Regions from separate parts of the Mus musculus genome. Here region 1 is linked to region 2. A link is a loop called in an ENCODE intact Hi-C map of the cell type or tissue named here. Cell type or tissue: gastrocnemius. All regions are shown on one strand. Links, peaks and the distances in the headings refer to the core of each region. The heading gives the core; the rest is flanking DNA.

Evidence for each region. Peaks named below come from ENCODE experiments on the same cell type or tissue, not always from the same donor. Only the 100,000 strongest peaks of a DNase experiment are listed, where the experiment ranks them.
Region 1: it touches region 2 in a loop (2.0-fold over the local background); 17 of 42 quality-filtered maps call a loop at or near these places.

Annotation. Positions count from the first base shown.
Region 1 is chr2:27,006,327-27,014,217 of GRCm38, reverse strand. It overlaps Adamts13 (a disintegrin-like and metallopeptidase (reprolysin type) with thrombospondin type 1 motif, 13), which reads right to left. Exons shown (of 29, transcript NM_001001322.2): 27 at 7,420-7,596; 28 at 5,501-5,685; 29 at 4,593-4,962. The coding sequence ends at 4,771. Cacfd1 (calcium channel flower domain containing 1) reads right to left here and starts at 4,292. Exons shown (of 6, transcript NM_029862.4): 1 at 4,113-4,292; 2 at 53-125. The coding sequence starts at 4,230. In gastrocnemius, for the core only: a CTCF peak has its summit at 4,117; DNase peaks (open chromatin) are centred at 4,074 and 4,300; H3K4me3 peaks cover 2,020 bases; H3K27ac peaks cover 2,159 bases.
Region 2 is chr2:26,927,268-26,935,158 of GRCm38, reverse strand. Surf4 (surfeit gene 4) reads left to right here and starts at 1,648. Exons shown (of 6, transcript NM_011512.3): 1 at 1,648-1,884. The coding sequence starts at 1,837. It overlaps Gm36591 (a long non-coding RNA gene), which reads left to right and starts at 1,891. Exons shown (of 2, transcript XR_374179.1): 1 at 1,891-4,602; 2 at 6,320-6,911. It overlaps Stkld1 (serine/threonine kinase-like domain containing 1), which reads right to left and starts at 1,103. Exons shown (of 19, transcript NM_001379463.1): 1 at 1,047-1,103. The coding sequence starts at 1,061. In gastrocnemius, for the core only: a CTCF peak has its summit at 4,587 (motif pointing left); a DNase peak (open chromatin) is centred at 4,572; H3K4me3 peaks cover 1,852 bases; H3K27ac peaks cover 1,661 bases.

The DNA of each region.
Region 1 (7,891 bases), core at 1,883-5,882, 80 kb before region 2:
CTGCACCACATGTCTCAAACCCCACCCAGGCAGGACATTCACAGCTACTCACATCATCCACACGCCAGCTGCGATGTTCAGAGGGTGGATAGTGACGCAGTTGAAGAGTCCAGAGATGGCACAGGCTTCAAAACAAGAGACAATGGGCAGGGGTTAGCAGAGTATGGCAGAGTGTGCAGAAGGCACTGAGAACACATGAGGCTCCCTTTAGACGCTCAGCACTAGGGCTTCCCTCAGCAACCACCATCACCTGAGACAGCAGAGAGTAGTAAGTTTACGTTTGAGCTCAAGTCTAGCTACTTTCATACCTGGAGGATATAAAGGCTTAAGGCTCTGATGAGCTGCCCCTTGGTTCCAGGTTATTATCAAACCCTCTCAAGAAGTCAGGCCTGACAGCGAACATCTTTAATGTGTCCCCTCTGGGCCGGGGTGGGTCATTCTTTGGTGTACCTGTCCAGGCTGGGACTGTGGGTTATACAGGCTCATTTTCCTGGTTTCTCCATAGTTTTCTTTAGAACGCAAACTGGCCTTTCTTGGGGCTTCTCTTTCCTTATCTTTACCAGCATCTGTCGCTGTAAATCCTGATTTTGGTAGTCAATGTATATAAAGCACCACATATCTTAATATCCCTTTATCTGAAGACCATTTCTTATGCACGGCCACCTTCTGGTTTTTCTTTGTCAGCGGCTGTTTTCTCGGGAGGTGGCTTCCTCTTGCGTGCGTCTCTTTTCCTTGAGGAGTTGCTTGTGTTCTGGCCACTGCAAAACCCCTCAAAATAGCACTTTGTGTATCTAGGGGGTTTTCACCAAACAGACATTCTTAATTTTAATGTAGACAGCTGGCTTTTGTTAGGAAATTTTGTTTTGTTTTTAAGGGAAAATAGAAAAGAGCTTCCAGAGTGGGATGGGCTTTGGTGGAGAATCTCAGGCTTGATACTTTCGGATTTCTAACCTAGTTTAAGAAACTTTGATTTTCTTCTGTTAGCTCCATAGTTTTTTGTTCTTTTGTTTTTTGTCTTTTTTCCTCTCATATTGAGACCACCAGATGAGACTAGAGTTCTAACTGGTCTACTCTGGTGTAGGTAGACTGTTCTGAGCCCTCAAGCCTGGCTCTCACTGGTTGCTGCTGGGCTGGGCTGTGCTGACTAGTGTTACTTATAAAATGAGAAGTCTACTAAAGCTTCGTCTACTAAAACAAAACAAAAAACAACACGTTATATATAGTCTGATTTTCACAAAAGTATGTCAACTCCTTTTTTTTTCTGAGAATATATGCCAATCCTTTGACTTTTGTAACATTTAAAAAAAAAATCCATGATATAGTATGGCTTCCAGGTTTTTCAGCTCTTGTATGCCCATTAATGAGTCTGAATACACTAATATGTATCCAATCTCAACTGAATAAAGAGAGATATCTTTTCAAAGAAGAAGGAGAGAAGAAGAAGGAGGAGGAGGAGGAAGAGGAGGAAGAGGAGGAAGAGGAAGAGGAAGTAGTAGTAGGGCCTGGGGGGCTGGAGAGATGGCTCAGAGGTTTAAGAGCACTGACTGCTCTTCCAGAGGTCCTAAGTTCAATTCCCAGCAACCACATGGTGGCTCACAACCACTATGATGGGTTCTGATGCCCTCTTCTGGCGTGCCTGAAGACAGTGTACTCACATATATAAAATAAATAAATCTTTAAAAAATAAAAATTAAAAAATTAAAAAGTCAGGCCTGTTCCGACTTCAGTGGGAATCTTAGCCTATCAGTCTGCAGCCACCAGGTAAACTACTCAAAAATGTCTTCTAACTTGGTAAAGGCCACTCCGACTTATTTGGGGTTGTTCTTTATGCTTGCTTGGTGAGGGTGTTTGGTTTGGTTTTCCTTTGAGGCAGAGTCCTGCTCTATAGCTCAAGCTGACCTCAAACTATCTTGCTCTCTCTCTCTCAGCCTCCTGGGGACTTCCAAGCATGTTTCACTACGTCTGGCCACATCTTGAATTTGGGTCAGGACAGGGATGCCTCTTATGATACACCAGGGAAGATTCAAATGACAATCCCATCTAAAACATTAGCCACGTGACCCTGAACATGTTGCTTTCCTAATTCATTTTTCTCTCCTACACATGAGCAGGTTGTGCCCCAATACCTGAATAGCAGGACACCAAGAGGGGACAGTGTGTGTGCTCTTCTCCAGTGTGGAAGCCCAGCGAGGCCCCTCCCCTCTGACTGCACCTTCAGGTTACAGTCTGCCCCAGCCACCCAGGCTTCACCAAGAAGTCCCTCACCAGGAACTCTGGGAGCCTCTGAGGACATTGCTGAGAGCTGCCCATTCTGGCAGGACACAAGCTAAGGGAGGGCAGAGTGTTGGCCCTCTGAGGCTGCAATTAGCACCAACTTATTAAACTTGCAGCAGGCCTGGGTCACCGGATCCCTCCACTGGGCCTGGAATTCCACCATTTTCCACTTTCCTGTGTTACATTATCCAAATGGGAACTGATGCAGGAGAATGGACCAAATGAGTGGCACAGCTTCTATGTCACAAAGTCTCCTCTAATAAAGAACTCAACGCAGCACTCATTCACGCAGCAAAGCTTCCAGGGCCACAGAAGTGAAAGACTGTCGGCCCCCTGCCTGTGTGGAGCTAGGCCTGGTCTCACCTGAAAGGCCTGCACTCCTGTCCTCAGCATTCCATCTACAGAGCTACTCCACCATGCTGTCCTACAGAGCCACCTTTGGGAGGACCAGGTCGCAACTCAGACGAACAGGAGTCCTTTGACAACCAAGGACTCAAATACATCCACTCACTTGGGGTGCTAATAATGCTCATGTCTTCCATATAAAGGAGATGTCCCTATAATCCTTTCTTCCTCTGTCTACAGAGGTCTTTGGGACCAGAATAAATCCCTCCAATAAATAATAAGCCCCTTAGAATATCCTCCATTCCAAGAGAGGATAGCCCTATGTCAAAGTGACCGGCTAAGCCATAGCTCCTGCCAAACCCCTATTGAGTTTTTAAAGCAAATACACGATATCCTTCCCTCCTATGATATGCCAGTATTCAAAACCTTGATGTCCACCCCCCTGATCCCAATGATCAGGTTCAGGGAACAATTTAAGCTACGGCCACAGGTCTCCAGTAAGGTTTCACTGATAGCTTGGCTCGGCAGGAGGATTAGGGAGGCCTTCGGGAGTAGCACAGGTACCCACAGGAAGTATGGGACTGGGTGGGATTTCCAAAGTCAATCTAATCTAGAAATCACCTGGTCACTGACTGAATCACCATGACGGAGGGAGGATAGCCGCCTACAGGTCATGGTCAGGCCCTTCCTTGTCCCTCACCCCTTAATACCACCTTGAACTAGCTAACTGCACTGAAGAGGATTTGATCAACCTCAGCAGACTTCTTCCAGAGCTGCCTTACCAGGGCAGCACATACCTAACTCTACCCTATCCATCTGACTAGCAAGATCGTCTGGACAGATGGGGCTCCAAGGTATTCCTCCAGACAGGAAAACGGATGAGTCTTCCCCTACCCACACAGTTCCTGCTCTGGTACCAGGTAGGCAATGGATCCTCGGGCCTTCCCAGCACTCACCTGGACTTCTAGGAATTCACAATGAAAGGGACACCCAGGATTTAGCAAACACACTGTTTGGAAGGCCAGCAACATAGCTGCACTGAAGAGGCGGACCTGCCTTCCTCTTTACAAGAGCAGAGAAAGCTTGCTGGTGTGGAGGATACTAGGCCGACGAGAAGCATTAGGAGAGTGTGGACAGTAGGAACCCGAGGAGAACTCCGATCACTGCCCAGCCACCCTGAGGGGCCACTCTTCTCCTGGCACCATCTGACCCCCAAGCAAACTTCCCAGCCTGTGGAGAGCTGCCCCCCATTTATGAACAAGTTTTGTCCAAAGGCTGGGAACTTGGCAGTCCCACCCCAGCCCAGGTAAGCATCACCAGGCCGAGGCAGGGCCGGGAAGGGGCAGACGCGCGTCCTCTGTGAGTCTCATTTCCTCTGATCAGGGCCGCAACAACTGGGCAGTAAGCCATCGAGTTCCGGCGGTGGACTGCAGGCCTGAGGCCGGGAGCCATGGCAACCCCGGGGACGCCCGCTCCCTGGACCCGATACTCACACACCGCTCCTAGCACTCCCGCCAGGCGGCACAGCCAGCGGTACCACCAAGTCATGCCCTCTTCCTGTGCCGGCGGGGCTGGGCCCGCGGCCGCTCCGGCGGCGCCCGAGCCGCTCATGCTAAACGCTGCGCGCAGCCCCAGGCGCGCACAAAGAGACGTGTCCACCCGCGCGCGGCCTTGTGGGAGAGGTGGTGATTAGCATAGGGGCGGGCCCGCAGGCCATAGCCGGGGGGCGGGGGGAGGGCGGGAGGAAATGGAGTATAGCATAAGGGGCGTGTTTACAGACTGTCAGACGCCCTTTGCCACCCAGCAGGTGCGCTGGATCCGGTCTGGCCTTTCCTCTTTGCAAGATTGGAAGACGTCATCCAGAAGTGGCAAAGGCCTTGTTCAGACCTCCAAGGAACTCCGCCTTGCAGTAGAATGAGCTTTCGAGCTAGGCTTGTAATGGGCGGCAGGTTATGGGAGGAAAACTCCAGTCTGGTATCCTGTATCCTTTATTAACCACTGGGGGCTGGGACTGTTTTTCTGATCTCCACCTCCCAGTCCCAGCCCTTCTGCACCTGGAAAAGGTCACTAAAAGAGGTTCCCTAAGGCTAGCAGGCATTAGAACTTCTAAAGAGGCTAAAGTTGCATACTCCCCGGCTGTTGGAGAGAAACCTAGGACAGAGCCAGGCTGTCGTCCTGTTCCGATGTCCTAGGTGAGATGGTCCAATACTCGCCCTGGAGACTGGCATGTGCCTCCAGGAAGCCAGGGCTAAACTCCAGTTCAGCCTCGCTGCCTTCGGACTCCCAGTAGAGCACCTGCTGCCCCCAAAATGTTGTGGTCCTCAGACTGTGGATGTCCCTGATCTGTGGAGAAGCAAGTAGCCAGAACAGGCCATGAGTGATCATTATTTATAAACTCCTGGCTACTCAGAGTCATTTTTGTTTCTTAAAGGAGCCCACATGAGGGACACTCGGTTCTACCCAAGAAACTCCCCAGAACACACAACCAGGTACAAGAGCTAGGATCCTGCTCAAGACTAAGTCTGAGGTGCTCTGGTGCCTTGTAGAGCATACTGAATCGCAACCCTACCTATGCTCTTCTGAAAACAAACAAAACACCAGACACAAACACGATGCTTCCACGCTGGGTCAACAGGCAATGGACTCCCAGGGAAGGCCTTCTCTCTTCCTTCTTGTGGGTAGAGCCACAAGCATTCCCTGGTGAGTGAGTGAGTGGCAGAAACCCTCCTTCCCATTCTTTCCAATAATTTTGAAGTTTTGGATGAAAAATAAGCTAAAAGTGTTCCCTAATGCCAACACTCCCTCCCTCCTTCCTAGAGACAGCTCTCCAGAATCGTATCAAAAGATTACCCCCTTTTTGTCCCCATCCTCGTGGCCTCACCGAGACATAGTTGGCATTGGTCCCCTCAGAAGCAGTGCCCATATCACTGGCCAGGGCGCGGATGGCAATGCGGGCCTGTGGAGCCACACTGATGAAGACCCTGCAGGTCCCTGCCTTCCTCCCGTCTGGGCTCAGTGAGGGACTCACAATTTCACCCCGAGGTCCAAAGAGCTGCCTGTCACATTCTGCAGGCAAGAACAATGATAGGCTGGGTGAGGGCCACCTCAGGGAGACTACTGACACCAGGGGGTTCCCTGACTGCCTCTCCCGTCCCTCTGGTGGGCCTTTACTCTGTCCACTTCTAATAGACTAGCTTCAGGCAGTGATCTGAAAGGGGCAGGCAGTGGTGGCTCAGCAGAAGTGTTTTGTACAAGGCAGACAACTTAAGTCTGATTCCTAGGATCCCCATGGCAGGAAAGAACCTCTATCACTGACCCTCAGCCCCGTCCCCACAAACACACACCCTAACTTCGACGAGGGCGGAAAAGCTTTTGGTTCTTGCCACACAAGCCTGATTGCCTGAGTTCAATCCCAAGAACCCGTGTAAAGATAAAAGAAGAAAATTGGCTCCGTGGTGGAGTTGCCCTCTGTCCGCCACACCCACATCGTGCCATGTGCATGCCCACACATGTACATCGTAATTCCTAATATTTAAAGGGACTGAGAGGTGTTGGTGCCCTCTGTGGGGAGAAGGCAACAGTGGCATGCTTTGGGCTGGGCACCTTAAAAGAGAAGTCAATAAACTGGGCTACACAGTACTTAAAACGCTGAACTGGCTAAGAAGTTGAGTTTGACTGTGCTGTCCAGTGACGTCATCAGTGGGAACCCCGCTGCACCTAAGCCTCTCTTTCGAGGCAGATCGTCTGCATGTGAGAAGTGAGAAGGAAGGAGGAGGAAGCCAGTGGGCTCCCGGATGGGACCTTGCTGCCAACACAGCTCATGGCTGGAGGTGGCAGGGGAAAGGGTGATAACATGAAGCCTCTCCTTTGCAGAGGCAACACCCCAGTTGTAGTGTTTTTCACGTGAGACCTGGGCCATGCAAAAATGTCTGGAGTTGTCGAGGTAAGACATCTTCAATCATCTTGTTTTTACATCAAAACCCTGAGGTGATCAAGAGGGCTGATACTGTTTGGATTCTGGGTAAAGCAGTGTACGGCTGGTTTTGTGTCAACTTGACACAGCTGGAGTTATCACAGAGAAAGGAGCTTCAGTTGGGGAAATGCCTCCATGAGATCCCGCTGCAAGGCATTTTCTTAATTAGTGATCAAGGTGGGAGGGCCCCTTGTGGGTGGTGCCATCTCTGGGCTGGTAGTCTTGGGTTCTATAAGAGAGCAGGCTGAGCAAGCCAGGGGAAGCAAGCCAGTAAAGAACATTCCTCCATGGCCTCTGCATCAGCTCCTGCTTTCTGACCTGCTTGAGTTCCAGTCCTGACATCCTTTGGTGATCAACAGCAAAGTGGATGTGTAAGCTGAATAAACCTTTTCCTCCCCAATTTGCTTCATGGTCATGATGTTTGTGCAGGAATAGAAACCCTGACTAAGACAAGCAGGAATCCACGAGATGTTCTCTCTCTGGGGAATATATAGTGTAAGCATCTTCCCTGTGGGTGCTAGCATACACATACAAGTCACAAGAAGAAGGCTGAGGAAAAGCGGCTTACAAGCCTGAGAGGACCTTGAAAGAACTGAGGTCCAGGGTCAAGGGTATGAGGCAGTGAGTGGCCTGAGGAATGGGACAAGTACAGGGACCGTATCTACAACCCATCTGGTTCATGGCCACAGAGGAACTCCATTCTGACCATGTGGAAGACATTGCCTGCTCCCAGTTTCCACTGGGACCAGCTCTCTCCTGCCCTGTCCATAGCAACATAGGCACACCCACAAAGTGAGAAGGGAGGGAGGCCCAGGCACCTGACATACCTTTGTAGAAGGTCCCCGGGGCAGGTTGACTCCAGTACCGTAGCAGCACTCCACCCCCTGGCAGCACACGATGCTGCTTCACCACCACTGTGTTGGTTTTGGTGCTGAAAGTCATGCCAGGCATCTTCCTGCATGTCTTCCTCCATGTGAACCTACCCCAGAGCAGCAGTTGCTCCCCTAGGAAGGGCAGGCAGTGAGGAAACAGCAACCCCCCGCTCCACACTTCACGTTGGCAGCAGCTGCTCAGGGCTGAGTTCCAATTACCACTCTCCCTCTTACTGGCTAATGTGACAAAGTAGGAGGCACGTCACCAGAGCTCTCATCCCCCCCAGTTCTCTATCTTAGAAATGGATATCGCCACACTCCAGTCATGAGAAGTAGGAGTGTAGCAGGGGCATCCTGCCAGAAGTGGGGTACACTGGAGTTGTGTGCCAGAGCCCCAGCTCAGCAGTTGCCCACATGACTGCAGATG
Region 2 (7,891 bases), core at 2,499-6,498:
TGGGGCCAATACAATTTCCCTCGAAGCCCATTCTGGAACTCTTATTTTATAGCCTATGGCCTTCCCCAAGCCTACAGGGGCAGCCTTATAGGTAAGAGACAGTTGGGGGGTGGGGCTGGGGGCAGAAGTGGCTCTTAACCCTAGTGATACCCCATCTAGTACCCTTCGCCAAAATGAACATCCAAACAAGGCCTGTGATTTGTGTAACTGGTGCAGTCATAGCTTCGTCTAGGGCACAGTACTGAAGGAAGTGCTTCCCAGCCATCCTCTGTAACCTGCACTGGTGCTGCCTACAATTCACTTGAGAGATAGATACTGGGGCCTAGGAGCAAGGTCCTTGCCTGTGGCTGTGGGACTGGGGTCTGAGCCAGAGCTCATCTTTGAAGCCACACCTTCAGAACTGGTCTGTAAGCCAGAACTCTACAAGATCAGTGCTGTCAGGTAGAAGGTGGCTGAGGCCTGAGTACAGAGGCCACTGTCAGCGTGGGGTAGGGGACAAGATATGTAGGCAGTACGGGAAGGATAATTAGCATACAGGGAATACAGGGTGTCCGTTGGAGCTCAGCCCAGGTAGTGAGCAGTGGTTTGTTTTTTGTTTTTCTCTAAACATTTCTGGCCATCAGAAGTGCATTTGCTTGGCTAACGCATGTAAGCCTTCTCTCAAAGAATACTGGAAAAGAGGAAAAGAAAATGAGCGAAACTGAAGCTTTTATAAGCCGAGTCTAACAATTAATGAGGCTGACATGTGAGGAAAAAAGCGATTAAAAAAACAACCACTCAGGTTCTGCCTTTAAAGACCCCATACATGGAGGGAAGGGGAAGGGCACGTGCACCATTCTCCAACCAGTGGTCAGACTTGGGGGTTGGTCATCATTTTAGAGGGAAACTGAGGCCCTGGGAGGACTCAAAGGAGGAGAACTCGGAGGAGGAAACATGCGGGGATCATAGGGTCACCCTGTGATGGAGGCTGGGCCTGGCTGTGTGGCCCTCGGACCTGTCCCGCTGCCCAAGGACACTGGACCTTGGTTGTGGGGGCATCTCAGCACCTGATATTTTTCCATGGTATCTCGTGGAGACACTGCCTCACTGTCCTACTACCGGGCAAAGCCCTCGAGCCAGGCCGGTAGTCGAACCCTCGTTTGAGCATGCTCGGTAGTGACTGCTCCGTGTGCCCACCCCACCTCCTCAGCCCCTCCACCTGCCTTCCATAACCCTCAACCCGGGGCGTGTCTGCTTAGCACTTTGGCTCGTACATGGCATACTCGTACTATGCCCCTTAAAGAAGCCACAGAGAATAGGGAGCCGTGTTTCGGACGAAGGGCAGGGCCCCGGTGTGTTGGGTAGGGTGGAGGGCGGGGCAGAGACTGACGACGCGGCAGGCGGGGCCGCAAGTACTACGGGCGGGAGACACAGGTGGCAGGAAGTCTACCAGCACGGTGGGCGGGACCTGCTGCTTGGTGAGGGTGGAAAGTGGTCAGCGCTTCGGGTTCTAGAGGCTGAAGGGCTAGGGGTGGTCCGTAGGGGCTGGAGGGGCGGGGCCTGGGGTGTGGGGGCGGGGTCTACCTGTGAAGGGCGCGCGGCGGAGGCGGGGCCTGTTCGTGAAGGGCGGTGCGCCGGCGCCAGGCTCCTCGAGCGTGGCGGGCGGGGCCTGGAGCGTGAGGGCGCGCGGCAGGCGGGGCGGGGCGCGGCGGGAGGCGCGGTCCCTTTAAGGCTTGGCCTACGTGGCAGCCGCTAGAGCAGCCGCGGCTCAGCGAGGCCGGCCGCCGGGTACTTCCTGTGGAGGCCGCAGCAGGCGCGAGCGCCCAGGACCTGCCAGCTGAGCCTTCCGCCGCCGCCATGGGACAGAACGACCTGATGGGCACGGCCGAGGACTTCGCCGACCAGGTGCGGCCTGCCCCACAGCCCGCTGGCCGTCACGGCCCCACGGACGCCCGTCCTCGCCGTCCTGCCTAGCTCTACGGAGAAATCCGAGGGGAGGCTGGGCGGGGGGTTGGGGGTGGCGGCCAGGGAGGCTCCCGGGGCCCGCGGTGCTGCTCTGTGCCCTCTGCCCTCTGAACCGCGGCGGCTCCTTGGGGACCTCTGGGGAAGGGGGTACTCTGTGCGCCCCGCTGCGTGGCCCCTCCGCCCTTGTCCAGGACCGTCCTGGCCCTTCCTTCTTTGCGTGGACTCTGCTCCGGTTGCCCGATCTGGGTCCACGCTGCCGAAGGAGAGGAGCCTGCCCCTTGGCTCGCCTTCCCAAGTGTACAGGTGGCTTGTGAACCGCAGGGAAGGCCTGGGATGAGTCTGGGCCCGAGCGACTAGCTGGGCAGGGTTAGAGCCGGAGAGAGGCGCAGGTGGCACCACTTTTTACAATTAAGTTCGACGGATGGGGTGGGAGTTGTGTGAGTGTGAGGCTTTGACTTCTGAAATTGTCCCGTTAGATCTGCGAAGTCATAATATAACCTGAACTAGCCCTGGAGGCTGAATGGTGCCGGGGCCCACCCGCCAGCCAGTTTTGGTTCACTTAGTGTGTTCGTGGCTGTCGGTGATACGAGGAGGCATTTTTTGGCCTAGAGTACTCGAAGGTTGGGTGTGTGTGACCATCTTCAAATGAGCTTCTCTACCCCTCCTTTTGAGGGGTGTCACCTCCCCATGTTCACCTTCAGTTCTGTTGAACCATTTTCCTGTGAGCTGATCTTTTTAAAGGCATTTCTACCCCTTTTGGAAAAGTTTCTAATGCCACGATTTTGCATTAAATACATAATTTTAAAATTGTATGGACCAAGGTCTTCCTCTTGTGATGGGTTTCGTTGACATAATTCTCAGTGACCCAGTTTTATCTTCCTGAGTAGCAGCTCTCTAAGAAGATGGCTTCATAGCCAAGTTTGTGAGCGGCTCACCTCAGGATCTTCAGCTGGAAAACCCACCATTTTGCAAGTGGATTTCACAACCCAGATCAGATGAATTATCTCCAAGAAGCTGCCAACTATCTAATGATAGATTTCAACTGGAGAAAGAGTTCATCTTTTATGAAGTCCTCCATGTACTTTGTTTTGATTTAAATGAAAGAAGCCAAATCTTGGGACTGGACAGGCTTTTGTGGGGAATACAGTAGCCACTCCCACTAAGTAACTGGCTTGGGCTCCTGGACTTGCCAGTGTCCACCACCCAGGAGGAAACCCTGGGTCTCCTACTGCTTGGTGTCCAGGGCATCTCAGGTCTGGAGTTAGATTTCAGCTACACATCAGTGGAAAGATGCCCGTACTGTAGATGGCCTGCTGCTTAAAACCAAAATTCCCAATGAAGGTTCCTTCTTAAGGGATTAGCCTCAGAGTCCACCTGGAAGTTAGCAGAGGATACCACAGGAGCTTCTGAGATGTGACTCCTGCTCTTCTGATCCAGTGTCAGGCATCAGGGAGCCTTCCAGTGGCCTCAGTGTGACCAGTCCTGGGAGCTTTTGTGTTGGATATTCATCTGCACCCTTGAAAACAAATTTGTCAATGAGGAAGGTGCTGATAGTCCAACGTTCTAAGTGAAAGGATCTAATGTGTTGGAAAGTGGAGTGTTACTCTAAGGTGTTGTCAGATAGTATCACAGATCCATGTCTTTAGAAAACAGAAGTAGAACTGAGTTTGCAAATCAGATTTGCCTGGAAAGTCGGGCTTCTCATATGAGACCTGGAAAAGTGTTTCTGATGCTGATGAGAACACTGAGCTGTTAACTGGACACCTACCTTCCTGTGAGGCTGGCCATCAAGGCTCCATCTTCCCAGGGCTACAGAGAAGTTTGTCATGATCTGCACAGTCCTGGGCTTGTTACTCAGATCCAGCATTCCCCCCATGTTGGTGCTGTTGGATATATCCTGCTGGGATCCTGCTGGCAGGTTCCAGTGAGCTACATCTCTGACCTGGCATCAAGCTCCGTGCCCTTGGGCAGTCAAGGATGAGGTCCTTTTGCTCCCAGGAACCCAGGCTCTGAAGAAAGTGCTGATATACAGGAAGTAGACCTTCGAAGCCATCAGAAACCAAGTGGGAAAGAGCCAGGAACTCAAAGTCATGCCTATGTCCTGTGGCTGCTACTTAATTCAAGCTAAACAGATTGCAGAGTAGCTTCCAAGTGAATTCACATCAGGAACCAGGAACATTAGGGCTTAATGGATTCTGCCTGATGGCTGTTACCAGGGTGACAGGAAGGCTGCAGGGGGCCTTACTTTGGTGTGCTGTCCTGGCAGAACTACTGGCAGTGGTGGTGCAAGGCTTTACTCTTAGCACTTGCGAGGCAGGTGTATTTCTGAGTTCAAGGCCAGCCTGGTCTAGAGTACGTTCCAGGACAGCCAGGCCACACAGAACAATACTGTTTGGAAAAACCAAGAGAAAAGAAGAGTGGCAGAAGTAGACCCAGGAGTGATGAGGCCTTTGTGGAAGTAGTGCCAGAGTGGGCTTGATGTGGCCTGGGTAGGGCCTGTTGTCCTGGGGCCCTGAGCCTTCCCTTCTTCAGTGCTTTGTCATCTTGTACCTCTACCTTAAGGATTGGGAAGCTGACTCACTTCTCTGCTTGCTAGTCTTGACTGGAGGTTGGACAGTGCCCCCTTCTGGAAAAGTGAGGTAGAGACACTGGAGACTGGTTAGTATCTGTACGATGAGGGCTAGTCCTCACAGACTGTGGCTTCTATTCAGTACTTGAGTTTTAGAAAAGGAAGGGTAGTCTTGCAGGTCTTACACCCATGATGCATTGGAGACCTATCCAAGGTGTTTGATACATACTTGCTGAGGGTTCTAGAGTCAGATTAGCCACCACAGTGTTGAGCAGACCCTGCCTGCCTGTTGCTGCTCTCAATTCCTGAGCTGTGGTTCTTTGAACAGGGTCCACCAGTCAGAAAATCTAACCTGCCATTTTCTTAGACTAAGCTACCATGGATCCATTTTTGTCCTGAACACAAAGAGGTGGTTGGTATTTTCTACTCTGCATGTTGGTAGCAGCATTCCTTGTGTGACCCTTACTTGTTTCATGGGTGCTATCTCAGGACAGATAGGATTATATCTTAAATCCCCTCAGACCTTGGAGATGATAACCCTTTGAGATAAACTTGAGCCTTCCTCATTCTGCCCACATGTTTGTATGTGTATCACTTGCATACCTGATGCCCAGAGATGCCAGAAGAGGGCATCAGATCCCAGGAATTGGAGTTCCAGATGATTGTGAGCTAAAATATGGGTCCTGGGAACCAAACTTGGGTCCTCTGAGCTCTTCACTGCTGAGCCATTTCTTTAGCCCCTCTTCTCATTTCTTAATGCTACCGGGATGCTTCACTGCCTATCATGAGAAGCCTGTTTTGTTTTTTTGTTTTTTGTTTTTGTTTTTTTCTTTTCGAGACAGGGTTTCTCTGTATAGCCCTGGCTGTCCTGGAACTCACTTTGTAGACCAGGCTGGCCTCGAACTAGAAATCCGCCTGCCTCTGCCTCCTGAGTGCTGGGATTAAAGGTGTGTGCCACCACGCCCGGCTGTGAAGCCTGTTTTTCAATGGCTTGACTTGACTGACTTTCCCACAAGCTTTCCTCAGTAGCATCCACCACTGGTTTTTCCAGGCTCTGCAATGAGAACCAAGGTTATGGAATTTCTGGTATTCACGGCCAGCGTGAGCCAGGTCATGGGCAGTGGCCTGCAAGTACAGAGTGGATGTGGCTGTAGGAACCCTTTGCAGTGGCGTGATGTGAGCCAGGAGCTGTGACCAAGATGCTTGTGAAGGATTTGTCGTTGTTGTTAAACTTGCCTTTTTTCCTGTGTTGAGATGCCGATCAAAGGCTGTTGACTGGTGCCCTGTGCCCACTTGATAGATTCTTGTCTTTGGAAGGCAGAGCCCAGCAGATGTGCTTAGTGCAGCATATACTGCACTGCATCAGTCTTGCAGCCTTGCTAGTGTGGAAGGGAGGGAGGTAGGTGTGACTTGTCTCTCCCTCCATTACTGTTTTCTACTCTTTAATCCTCTTGACCCAGACACTCCAATTAAGAGTAGCAGACTTGTCGGGATGTTTTAACTACATCTAGTGGATTGTGCTACGTTGTGTTTGTAGCAATTGAGCATCTATGGTGAGGTTCTTGAGGGAGGAGCAGACTGCAGCAAGGCTGGGCAGGTCTGTTCATCCAGTGGGTGAAGCCCCAGTGTAATTGTGTTGGGAACAGTTCTCATTTGGAAGCAAGTCAGAACGTCTCCAGTGTCTGTGGCTGCTTGACAGTCCACACCCTCCTGTGGTCTGCACTGCTTAGTTTGGGTACTTGACAATATGAGGGCCATTTCTTGGGAGTGCTCTGAGATCCATGGTGGTGTTCTTTACTCTCATAGATTATTGGTGATTACGTCACTGCTGGCTATTTCTAGGACATTAGGACCATGAAGTAGAAACTGGGATGGTGAGTGGTGTCACTTGTTCCCCCAGCTAACAGAATGTTGTTGTATGTGTATTTTCTACCAGGGCCCTAAAACATAAGCATATTTGGACTCTTTTTTCCTTTCGTGTTTATTGTGAGATTGGGTCTCTATGCTGCTAAACATTGTCTTGAAATATTAGGTTCAAGTGAACTTCCTGCCTCAGCCTCCCAAGAAGCTGACATCACAAGCATTGTGTCATCATGCCCCTTTTTCTTGTTTTCTTTTTTTATTACAGATTTTTTTGACTCTGCAAGTTAGGAAGGACTCTTAGCAGCCAGTAATTGCATGGTCTTTACTTGTTGGAGGGTAGCAACCTCTCCCACCCCTAAAAGTAACTGGATCACCATGCCTTGAGCCCATTGCTGGCTGGGGTTAGACAAGGACGGACAGGGTGAAGACGTGTGGCCTGAGTGCCTGTGCTCTGACTTCAGAGCTGCTGGCTAGTCTCTGTGATGATGTCAGTGTGGCTTGTGCCATCTCTTCAGTAGGGCTGAGTAAGCACATGCAGATACACACCAGGGCTGTGTCTGAGGATTTGGGCTTCAGTGTTATGACTTCCTGTTCCCTGCCCCAGATTGAGCCTGTCTGCATTGCCAACCAAGCCAAGCCTGGACACCCCTCCGTGGGATGCCCAGGTGCTTTGCAGCTGAGATGGTAGTTTTAGCAGTGGCTTGGGTTTTGAAGTAGCTTGTAACATGCTGAGAGTTTGGGTATACCCCTTACATACATCCTCACCTAGTCCAACAGGAGGTTTAGTCAGCCTTGGGAAGGCCTGCACAGCTCATGTTCTCCCCGCTGCCCTGGTGGGGTCAGACTCTGCACTTTAGACTCTTCTTGACACGTCAGTCCATGGGCAGCTCTTTGTTCTTTCTTCTAGGCCTCCATGATATCTTTCACCTTGCTGCTCAGCTCTTAAGGGTGGTATGAGAAAAGTATGGAGTCCACCTGCATGTCATTTGCACCTAGCTTCAGTAGGGTGTGCCGGTCTAATGAAACCATCAACTGCCATCTGCACAGGGACAGAAGGGAGCTGTAGATGTACAGAACTGTCCTTTGCTGGCGATTGGCACACTTGAGTTTCACTGCAGTCATTGTTGATCTCTCATATTTTTACCTTGCTTTAGATCATACAGACTGTGAGAACATCTCAGTGCTTTCTTTCCAGCCCATAGCACAGCTGTTTGTCTGTACCACAGTTACCCCATAGGACATTAAACTTTCCAGAGAGATTTTGATGGTGTGGGAAAGGGTAGAAAAATAGAGGGATTTATTTTTCTGCCACAGTTGGAAATGCTGCTTGTGGCATCTCAAAGGTAGGGGTTAGGGGTGTTCTGCTGATGCTCTCCACCAGTGCTGAGGATGGCTCTGGATGGGAGGGGGCTGAGGTGTGAGAATTTCTAGACTGGAGATATCCTGAGAGCCTTTCAGATGGTTTCTGTGTCTCCCACTTGTTAGTGTGCCCCACATTTGTCTTGGGAACTGTGT